Linked DNA regions of Homo sapiens: region 2 is linked to region 1. Evidence: read pairs that join two places in POLR2A ChIA-PET (ENCODE). Cell type or tissue: HepG2. All regions are shown on one strand. Links, peaks and the distances in the headings refer to the core of each region. The heading gives the core; the rest is flanking DNA.

Region 1 (5,708 bases), core at 786-4,785:
AAGGAAGAAGGAGGAAGAGGAAGAAGGAAGAAGAAGAAGAATGAAAGCTTTCAAGCCCTGCCTTCAAGGAGCAGTATGCCACAGAAACTTGGTGTACAGATTGTCACTGGTTGTGTTACTGGGCTGCTGCCGAGCTGCCATCCCTTTATGGTTGCTTGTTCTTCAGGAGGAAGTCCAGTCTCCACTGTTAGATGTAATTTGTCTTAGAATCTTTGGAGGGGCCGGACTCTATAAGGCAAACCAAACAAATATCCTTTTTCTTCATTTAAATAGGGTCTGGCATGTTTAACATTCATTCCTTTTTTTTTTCTTTTCTTTTCTTTTCTCTTTTCTTGTCCTTTCTCCTTTCTTCTTTCTTCTCTCTTTTCTTTTTTCGTTCTTTCAGATGGCATTTTGCTCTGCTGCATAGGCTGGAGTGCAGTGGTACAATCTCGGCCCACTGCAGCCATTGACTCTTGGGTTTAAGCAATTCTCCTGCCTCAGCCTCGGGAGTAGCTGGGATTACAGGTACACACCACCGCACTCAGCTAATTTTTGTATTTTTGTAGAGACGGGGTTTCGCCGTGTTGGCCTGGCTGGTCTCAAACTCCTGTCCTCAAGTGATCCGCCCGCCTCAGCCTCCCAAAGTGCTGGGATTACAGGCATGAGCCACCATGCCCGGCCTCATTCATTCATTTTTCAAACCTCGAGGTTACACCTTACTACTAAAGGCATGCTACAAAGGATCTATCTAACCATTTTTTTTTTCTTGGCACTTTAAAGAACAGGGACCCTTATGACAGCCTCTCTCTGAGGCATTGACTATCTTGGAAACCATAGATTAGATTAAGAAGGGAGGTCAAAACATTCTTGAATCACTTAAAACTGGAGACTACATGGTTTCAAGATGAAACCCCTGGGTTGCACATTGGGAGCTGACATGGGAAGTCTACTTGGAGCTTCCTTTTTTTGGCTTTCGTTGGTATCCCAGTGGCTTATTGCCTGAGCAGAATCACTGAAGGTGTGTGATATGACTGAATCAATGCTCTGCACTGGCAACCAGCAGCCACCTGCAGCCACCTGAACCACCAAAGACTTTTGGGACACTCTGCTGCTGTCGTGCAAGGCCCAGCTTACAGAGATGAAGAGAGTGTGTTCCCTTCCCTTGGGTTGCTTACAGCCTAAGAGAGGAAGCAGAGAGGTAAGCAACTGATTGCAGCTTGAAACAAAATCAAATGAGTTCTAAACTGTGGAAGAGGCACTGGGACCATGAGGACTCAGATGTGAGGGCACTTAATTTTGTTAACAGAAAACCTGATGGAGGGAATATTCATTTCAGCTGAGCCTTCAAGGATACATAAGATAGCACAGGTAGAAAAGATGGAAGGTGATTTTCCAGCTGAAGGAATTATAAGGGATTTGCACAGAAACATGAAAGCATGCAGTGGTTCCAGGAAAAGTAGCTCTTTGGAGGTGGCTTGAAGGGAGGGAGAGTGCATGGGGTGATTAAGTAAAAGTCATGGGCCGGGCATGGTGGCTCACGCTTGTAACCCCAGCACTTTGGGAGGCCGAGGCGGGTGGATCACCTGAGGTCAGGAGTTGGAGACTAGCCTGGCCAACACAGTGAAACTGCGTCTCTATTAAAAACACAAAAACTTAGCTAGGCGTGGTGGCAGGTGCCTGTAATCCCAGCTTCTCGGGAGGCTGAGGCAGGAGAATCGCTTGAACCTGGGAGGCGGAGGTTGCAGTGAACCAAGATTGTACCATTGCACTCCAGCCTGGGTAATAAGAGTGAAACGCTCAAAAATAAATAAACAAATAAATAAATAAAAAGTAAAAGTCATCTGAGAGACTCACAGGAAGAAACTACAGCAACCTGCCCACAGACGGATGCTTAGGTGGGAGGTAGTGCACGTAGCCTGGCATTCCAAGTCAGGCACACCAGAGTTTGTCTCTCAGCTGTCTTATTATTGCTGACTGATGTTGAACAACTTATTGAACCTCATTTTCATATTATATAAGTGGAAGATAATATATCTGCATTTTAGATGGGTGTTAAAGTGCTGAACAAGTGAAAATGACAGACCCTCAATAAATGTAGCCCTTTCTTTTTACCTCTTCAGGCGGAAACATAATTGAGCATCAGATGATTTTCTATATTGTCATTCATTTCACAAACAGTTATTGACCAACTTCTCTGCATTGGGCCCTGTGCTAGAAGCTTGAAGGGTATTCAAAAATGCAAGCCATCAAAGAAAGGATAATATGGTTGTGAGATGATATGAGGAGAGATCAAAGGAGAAGTCAATGTCCAAGATAGCAACCCATCAGAGCCCTCACAAGGCTGCGCCCCATTCATGAACAAAGGAGCATCCAGGCAGTGAGTGCTGTGCGTGATGTACAAAGAGTGGTGTGCATGGTGGACAAAGAGTGCTGTGAGTTCAGAGTACGGTGAGGTCACTGGGATGGGCTGGAAAGGTTTCAAGGAACAGGAGAAATGTGAGCCAGACCTGGAACCTAGTTAGCATTTGGAGAGCAGAATCACTGGACGTGTGTGAAGTGACTGAAGGAAGAAGAGAGGAAAGGAATGATTGTGTTAAGTGGCAAAAACCCAGCCATGGAGCGAGGTGAGCTTAGGGGAAGTCTGGTTTGACTGTATAGGAGGAGTCCTGGGAGATAGGGCTGAGAAGGAGATTGGTGTCAGATTATGGAAAGCTTTGGAGGTCAGGCTAAGGACTTCAATTTCCATGATAGGCAATGTGTTTTTCATTGTGTGCTCTAGGGCACACAGGTCCACCTGTCACCTACACCCTGCATTTTTTTAATGCCACTTATTCTGTAGTATTCATATATTGTACTATTTTCTCTATTAGAAATATGTGTCATACTGTGCCCTAAGCAAAACTATAAATTCCACAGGATAGGTCCCATGAAGATTTCCTAAGTTGACATGATTTAATGAGGTAGCAGATTTTAGAAGCTGGGAGGTAAAGAAGGTTTAGGGATGTCCATGGAGAAGCTGGGAGCATACTGCTCTGACGGTTTGTAGAAAGTGCCAGCCACTGCACTGTCTCCACACTTGATGCCTCTCCAAATGTTGATTTTAATGCTCTTGGAGTTGCCTTGATGGTTTGGACCTCTAGTTTGAACAATATCACTGTAGACCATATTTGATGTTACTTCCCATACACTAATATCAGAATCCTGAAATATAGGTGTGATGTGGTTTGGCTGTGTCCACACCCAAATCTCATCTTGAATTGTAACTCCCATAATTCCCACGTGTCATGGGAGGCACCCGGTGGGAGGTAATTAAATCTTGGGGGCGGGTCTTTCCCATGGTGTTCTTCTCGTGATAGTGAGTAAGTCTCACAAGATCTGATGGTTTTAAAAATGGGCGTTTCCTTGCACAAGCTCTCTCTCTTTGCCTGCCATCATCTGTGAAAGACATGACTTGCTCCTCCTTGCCCTCTGCCATGATTATGAGGGCTCCCCAGTCATGTGGAACTGTGTAAGTCCATTAAACCTCTTTTTCTTCCCAGTCTCAGGTATGTCTTTATCAGCAGCGTGAAAACGGACTAATACAAGGTAGAAGGCGCATTTCTGCTGAAGGGTCTTAGATCTTCCAGATTCTTTCAGATTTTGCCTGATCAGACTCCTTCACTCTCCTAAAACAAACCAACCAAAGTAACAATAGAGCAATAGTAACAAACTCTTCAAGTAACAATACAACTGCTGTGTGTTTATAACTCCCTTGCTCTCTAGAGACCCCTGTGCTTTGATATTACCAGTTGCTCTTTCTCAGCTTAACTCCGAGGAAGAAATCAACCAAGAACCTTGGGAATCAAGTGACCAAGGGCAGAAAGCAAGAACGGTGCAGTGCAAACATGGCCTGCCTGGATGTTTGCTTTGGTTTAAAGAGTTACTAGGGATAGTATACTAACCTTTTATTTTGCAGGGGCCTTTACTTTCCTGGTAAATAGCTGTTTTTAAAGTAGCAGTTTCTCCATGTGACTGGGCAAACAGATCCTTAAAATAGATCTGACCCTTCTTTCTGTGGATCAGCCAGGGTGGCAGCAGTGACACCTGGGCCACTGGTCCCAGTTGCATGCCAGGAAAATAATCAAGCAGTAGTGTCTGGGTACTTTTCTATCCAGGGCACAGCTGTTTATCTCACTGCCTCTTGAAGCCATAGCCTGTGGTGGCCCCGACTACCAACAAGTAGTGGACTCCACACACAAGTGTCTGCAGCCCCAGGCACTGAGAGAGACCCTCCCAGTGGGGCATGTGCAGAGACTGCCTCACTGGCCTGGAGTAGATCACTTTGGTTTCACGACTCTTTTTAATGTGGTTTTCCATAGCAAGGGCAGCTAACTGGGGTGGAGGTGAATATGGGGACTGGGAAGAGGCCATTCATAGTGGTTCCTACAAGGAACAAGGTCAGTGTCTCCCCTTCCCAACAGGAGCCTGCTCCTGCAGTTGGGGGTCTGTTGCTAGTAAGTTGACTGGGTCATGCCTAGCCCTCAAGGCCCTGGATGCTGACCATCCTCAGCCTGTTTTTCTGCCCCCCTCCATATGTATTTCCTGCTGGAGTAAGACCAGCTTTTTACAGGCACTCCCCAAAACATACACATATGTGAAACTTGTGCCAGTCTTCTCTTCTGGCCTTTGTTCATGCTGTTCTTTCATCCTGGTAAGTTCTTTCCTTTCTGTATCCATTCAAATCCTTCCCACCTTTCAAGGTCTCGTATAAACCTACTGCCTCCGTAAAGCCTCCTCAGAATGTTCCTGTTTGGCCCTGGTTCTTGTCTCATTTCATGTGGGTCAGTTCAATCTCCCCATGTAGTTTGCAAGCCCCAGGAAAGCAGAGTCCATGTCAGGTCCTTTAAAGGTGTCACCCACATCCCCTAAAATAGCTCTCATTTCCTGTATCACTTATCTCTCCTTTGTAATTCACTGTTTAAAAAAATACCTTTTTTCCCCCCATAAGTGACTGGGAATGATGCTGTTCACTTCTGAAATGCCCATAGCTACTAGCACAAAGCTGGTGATCAATAAATGCTTGCTGATTGGATAATTTATCAATGGCCTATATTGAAGAGAGAAAATAGTAACTAAAATGATAAAAGCTTGAGCATGATCCATGATTCTTACTTTGGATCCTTGAAGATGATCATGTCTAAACACATAATGGCCTTTTCATGCAGTTCTCTTTCATTTAATTGCTTAAAGAGGGAGTTTGACTCCAGCCTCTCTTATATTCAGCTACAACCATTCAAACTAGTAAACTTTAAATGAACATCCTCACTGTACTGGATCCTGCTCATGGGATCTGAGGCCCTGCTCCTGGAGAAGAGAGTGGAAGAGGCTTTATTAGTCACCAACCAATCATTTCCCGCTTAGCCCTAATGGGGAGTAAGCATGACAGCTATGAGCAGTAGCCACAGGCTGTTTAGGGCAAGGGAAAACACAGGGAAGGAGATCCAAGGGATGCGAAGCTGGAATGAAGGATTTCAGCTTCCAAGAGCACAAACTGATTGATTCTCAAAGTACATACCGTAACCTGAAGTGATTCATGACCAATTATGCAAGTGGCATAGCAGACACCAGAACCAAATGAGACCTCCAAGGGAGGGAAGCCAGGCCAAAGCTCTCTCTGGGGAGCAGCCAAACCTTCAACAGTCATGGAACAAAGTCAGGAAAAGGCCCTGAGAAGAGCTAAATTTATC
Region 2 (5,708 bases), core at 983-4,982, 170 kb after region 1:
GCATGCCTATAATCCCAGCTATTTGGGAGGCTGAGGCAGGAGAATTGCTTGAACCCAGGAGGTGGAGGTTGCAGTGAGCTGAGATCATGCCACTGCACTCCAGCCTGGGCAACAGATTGAGACTGTCAAAAAAAAAAGGAATATTAATTCTTCCAATCCATGAATGAAGGATATCTTTTCATTTATTTGTGTCTTCCTTCTTTCTTTCTTTTTTCTTTTCTTTCTTTCTTTTCTTTCTCTCTTTCCATAGACAGAGTCTCACTCTGTCACCCAGCTGAAGTGCAGTGGCACAATCTTGGCTCACTGCAACCTGCGCCTCCTGGGTTCAAGCGATTCTCATGTCTCAGCTTCCTGAATAGCTGGGACTACAGGCATGTGCCTCCACACTGGCTAATTGTTGTATTTTTTGTAGAGATGGGGTTTTACCATGTTGGCCAGGCTGGTCTCAAACTCCTGATCTCAAGTTGTCCACCCACTTTGGCATCCCAAAGTGCTGGGGTTACAGACATGAGCCACTGTGCCCAGCCAATTTCTTTCATTAATGTTTTACAGTTTTCTTTGGATAGGTCTTTCACCTCCTTGATTAAATTTATTCCTAAATACTTCACTTTTTTTAAATGATAGGATTGTTTTCTTAATTTCTTTTTTGAAGAGGTCATTATTTGTGTACAGAAATTAAACAGATTTTTATATGTTAATTTTGTATTCTGCAAAGTTACTTATTCATTTATTAGTTCTAAGAGTTTTTCCTGGAGTTTTTGGGATTTTCTACATACAGGGTCATGTATTCTGCATGTATTACTTCTTTCTTTCTGATTTGTGTGCCTTTTATTTCTTTTCCTTGCCCAATTGCTTGGTTGAGTACTTCCAATATTATGTTGAATAGAAATGACTAGAGTGGGCAGCCTTGTCTTGCACTGGAACTTAAAAAAAAAAAGCTTTCAGTTTTTCCCATTGATTGTAATGTTAGCTGTGAGTTTTTCATTAATGGCCTTTTTTTGAGTACCAAAACAGTACCCAGATGAGTTCCAGGGCCATAGTAGGTACTCAATAAAATTTTTAAAATTGTGTTAAACTTTCCTTCCAGTGAAATTCACTGATCATAAATATACTATTCAAAAAATGTTAAACAAATGTACACCCCTATGTTATTAGTGCCCTTGTATATGGAACACTTCCATTATCCCAGAAAGTTCCTGAAGACTATCATCACCCCTGAGGCTGCTAGGCTGGAATGTAAGAAGAATGTTAGTTTTCACTGGAGCATGAATCTCATTGAAATGAATTTGAGAGAAAAGTTCTAAAATCTAAAATCAAAAAAAGGGGGGCAGGGAACCACACAAAACTAAGAACTCCAAGTTGTTCTTGTCCTAATCTTATCTGCCTCCCACCCAGAATCCCACTGAGGTATATCTTAGACTGTTCTGCAGTAAAACCTGGTTGCTTTTCTGAAGCTTTCCAGAATTTCTATCTAGTGAACAGATGGCATTGTTTTCATACAAAGAGCAAAAGAATTTCATGTATTCAAACACAGAAAACTTGAGAAAACACACAGAGCATGGGTAGTTACTATAATAGAGGAAAGAACATGATATGTCAACAGAGAGCTAGACTCTGTCCAAAACAAGAATCCATTTGGATCCTTGGTTGGTTATCTGGACTCTGCAGGGGAGTGTCAAAATTGAGGGTGTGTGTGCACTGATGTGCTAAAACAGGTGCAGGCCTGGCTAGGGTTTCATTCACAAGCATGACTGAATTGTTCTTTCTATATACAAAGTTCCTATTCTATGATTGGCCTTGAAAACACAGAGATAACAAAAAATGTCCAGTTCCTGCCTCCAGGGCTTGCAGCATGGTGGTGGAGACAGACTTGTAAAAGAGCCACACCGCAAATGAGAGCAAAGAGTAGAAGCTCCTAACTCAGCCTGGAGGAATCAGAGGAGGCTCCTGGGAAGAAGATGTCTGAGTGAGGGTTATGAGGTGGCTGGGAGCTGGCCAGGGAAGGGGTGGTAATGAGGCAAAGGACAAAATGAAGGCTTTCCAGACTAAGGGGAGAGGGTGAGCAAGGGCGTGGAGGCCCCAGGAGCAGAGTGAGTTCAGGGAGGTCATACAAGCAGTTCCTCATGGCTGATAGGGCAGGGAGTAGCAAAACATGAGGCCAGAGATGCAAGCTGGGGGTTAGAAAATATCTGAATGTAAGGAAATATCTGAGCACAACATTATACAAGTTCATGCAAATCACTTGCAAAACAAGATGTATCCTGTCAATAAACCTATTCATAAGGTTGAGAGGGTGGACACATTGGTAACAGAACCTCACTGCCAAGATCAACAGTTTGCATGCTGGAAGAATTATTTATGTATTCATTTAATCTAATCACATGTATACGGCATGTGCTAAGTGCCAGGCACTAAAGGCCCCCATGATAAATTCTATATTCCTAACACAATGACTAGCACTTAGCACTCTGTCCAAAGTGGGCATGCCGTAGATAATTGTTGAATGAATAAATGAATGACCAATTTGTGCTTCTGTCAAAAGAGTTTACAGTCTAGTGGGAGAATCAGAGAGGTAAGCAAATTATATTCTATCAAATCATTATACTTAGGATAGGGCAGGGAATTCATCTTACAAATGTCTGCAAGGGCCAGGCAAGCAGGGTAACTAAATGAAAAGATCTCCTGGTGTAAGACAATAGGGAATAGTGCAGACCGCAGCAAGTGGTGAGTATGAGCCCATTCTAAAGGGGAACAGCTGCTACTCAATTCCAAACCGATTAGGATCAAAAGGAGCTAGAAATTTGTATTTTAGTCAAAGGAAATGTTATTTTCTAAATTGGTTGCTCCCAGATGCTCAGGATTCCAGCAGAATTAGCCTGGTATGGAGGCAGTGATTAGTAGGAAAGAGACCTGACAAGCTGCCTTTCTGGATGGACGTAGTATGGGATTCAGTAACCTCTGTAATCAGAAGGGGACACCACAGCCCTCAGTGCCAAGAGGGTAAACCATGTTAGGTGCTGCCAGCATCCAAGACCCCTGCTCCTCGGTAGCCCTTTGGGCTCCTGTGCACCTAGCGAGACCGTAACTTTAAGTCAATCTCTGACCTTCTTAGGCCTGACCCAGGCTCCAGGGCAGCTCCTCCCCTAGACTGCCACGGGACTTCTGTGGCAGTGGCTAATTCCCTGGCCATGGGGATCTGTTTGGGGCTGTTTGTTTTGCAGAAGAAAACAGAAGGCCGCAGTGTATCGGAATTCTGCCCCTCCTCCTGCACTACTGCCTCCCCCACCACATGAAAGCTGCTGAGCAAACAGAGAAATCAAAGATGATTATACGCTGCTGGAAACCCGCGTGCTTCCGCCTGGCTGCATCTCCCTGCCAAACTGTTATGTAAGCCGCAGCCCCACTCAGGCCTGGAATCAAACAGAGATGCCATTTAGAGCCCTCCCGTGACCCGCTCCTCACCTGTAGCCTGGCTCAAACCGTGTCTCACCTGGAGTAGACCTGCCCAGGGAGGGCCATGCATGCTCTGTGGCTGGCAAAGTGGCTTTTCCATTTGTTTTGGGATTTCCCTCTCTCCTTTCCCATCCAGCACAGAGGTATGGATGGGTCAGGACCAGGCGTTTACTTTGGTTAGATTCCAAATGACTAAGATATTTTATGATGGAAAACTCCATTTGACAATCCCAGGGAGTTGAGTGTTTTTCACCCTCCTAAGTGAATAATTCACTTTGGCTGTTTAGATATCAGAGCTGAACAAGTGGCTCTGGAGCCCAAGATGACCTCCTGGCCAGAAAGGGCCTAACCGCACTGCTCTGATGACCAGTACTTATTTCTATTTAGGGATTCTGGGCATCTTCCGCAGCCCTAAACCACCTAAATGGACTTATAAGAGCTGTTCCTTAAATGCGTCAGTGACTTGGGTAAATGAGCTGAATTCTCAGGGCTTTATTTTTTTTTCTTTCTGCATCACTCAATGACTCCACAATAAGTGTGCTACAAGTTTTAAATGCTAATATTGGATTTTGGACACTGTTACAGTTATATCTGAAGTAAGATGTCAGGCTGTTTGGCGTTAACAGTGCCCAAGAGTTTATATTCGTATCTATTCAACGCTGACCTCCATTACTCTCTCCCTTTTGCAGCCTTAACTGACCATGCTCCAGTGTGAGGGACTCAGATCTCAAGTAGAAGAGGCCTGAACTTTGGAGTCAGATAACGCCTGTATTGGAGCTATAGCTTAGTCTTTCAGAGCCTATGGGACCTTGTGCTGTGGCCCGAACCATGCTAAATCCCTGGAGCCTCCCGATTTCCCTTAATTTTCCTACATTCCATCAGAAATGCACAAAGATTCCAAGAGGGCCAATTCTGGCTTTGGAAAATGATTCACCATCCTCCACCTCTCACTTGTTCCAGTATGGAAAGGGTGAACAGGAAACCCTTTGCTATTTGGTGAGATCGACCCAGGAGTGAGGCATTAGACTGGAATCTCTGGACCCTCATCTTTTTTTTTTTTTTTTTTTTGACAGAGTCTTGTTCAGTCACCCAGGCTGCAGTGCAGTGGCACGATCTCCGCTCACTGCAACCTCCTCCTCCCAGGTTGAAGCGATTCTTCTGCCTCAGCCCACCGAGTAGCTGGGATTACAGGCGCATGCCACCACATCGGCTATTTTTTTGTATTTTTAGAAGAGGCAAGGTTTCACCCTGTTGGCCAGGCTGGTCTCGAACTCCTGACCTTGTGATCCCCCTGCCTCAGCCTCCCAAAGTGCTGGGATTACAGGCATCAGCCAACACACCCAGCCCTGGCCCTCATCTCTTTTCCCATTAATGCTGGAGGGGGCGCCTCACAAACCAAGACACCTGCTAGTCGTTGGACTCACTCTTGATGACCAAGGTGCCGTATCTAGTAATTGATACAGTTATCTTTTCCTGGGAATATGAATAGCAGGTTCTTAGTCCTTGCACAGGCATTTTAAAAATGCACAAACCAAAGAAAAAAATTGCTTTTTCCAGATCCCAATCCCTAGCAGGACTAGTCAATAGGTCCCTGTATCCAGATAAGAGAAGGGATTTATGGGAGCATCCCATAAGCACATGGCAGGGAAAGAGAACAAATTCTAAATGTCCTGAGAACTGTTTTTTACCAAGCATTGCATTGTCACCATGCTGTAAAAGTAATAAACTTCCCTCCCATTGTCTGAATCTAAATAGGGGAACCAACCTCCAAGTCCAACCCCCTTCCTCAGGGAAACTGCTTCTCACTGTGCTTCAACATGACCTTTGGCTGGGAACTAAAATGTGAGTCTGAATTTGGTAAAGCTTGGATCCTTTCATTTTTCCCAACTCTCCCAGTCCAGAGGGATAAAAATCCCTGCTCCTAAAACCCAGTGGTCTCTGTGAATGAGCTCATCCAACTCCTGCTGGCTTTCTGGATAATAATGAAACTCACGTTGACCAGTCTTTCTACATTGTTTTATATATATATAGTTATATATATAGTTATATATATAGTTATATATATAGTTATATATATAGTTATATATATAGTTATAGTTATATATAGTTATATATATGACTTTATATATAATATAAAGCTATATATTTTTTAAATTTATGAAGATAATACTGATGTTGTTGGGACAGAAGCCTGAGAATTGAGCCTTTTTGCGTCCCCTTTCTCTCTCTGTCTCCTCCTCAGACCCTCAGATTTC

Evidence for each region. ChIA-PET counts read pairs that join two places held together with the same protein. Peaks named below come from ENCODE experiments on the same cell type or tissue, not always from the same donor. Only the 100,000 strongest peaks of a DNase experiment are listed, where the experiment ranks them.
Region 2: POLR2A ChIA-PET joins it to region 1 with 5 read pairs; 4 of 35 experiments call an interaction of 5 or more read pairs at or near these places.

Annotation. Positions count from the first base shown.
Region 1 is chr1:182,290,154-182,295,861 of GRCh38, reverse strand. All of the region lies in intron 2 of LINC01344 (long intergenic non-protein coding RNA 1344), which reads left to right. Among named protein-coding and RNA genes, the nearest start is that of LINC01344, 21 kb to the left of the region's middle. RefSeq lists a silencer at 2,474-2,768, a cis regulatory region at 3,881-3,892 and enhancers at 3,814-3,958, 3,637-4,136. In HepG2, for the core only: no CTCF peak of the experiment used is centred there; DNase peaks (open chromatin) are centred at 2,381, 3,381 and 3,941; H3K4me3 peaks cover 1,035 bases.
Region 2 is chr1:182,118,569-182,124,276 of GRCh38, reverse strand. LOC105371642 (a long non-coding RNA gene) reads right to left here. Exons shown (of 3, transcript XR_922341.3): 3 at 5,629-5,708. Among named protein-coding and RNA genes, the nearest start is that of ZNF648, 60 kb to the right of the region's middle. RefSeq lists a silencer at 3,089-3,383 and an enhancer at 3,089-3,383. In HepG2, for the core only: no CTCF peak of the experiment used is centred there; DNase peaks (open chromatin) are centred at 3,266 and 3,656; H3K4me3 peaks cover 523 bases.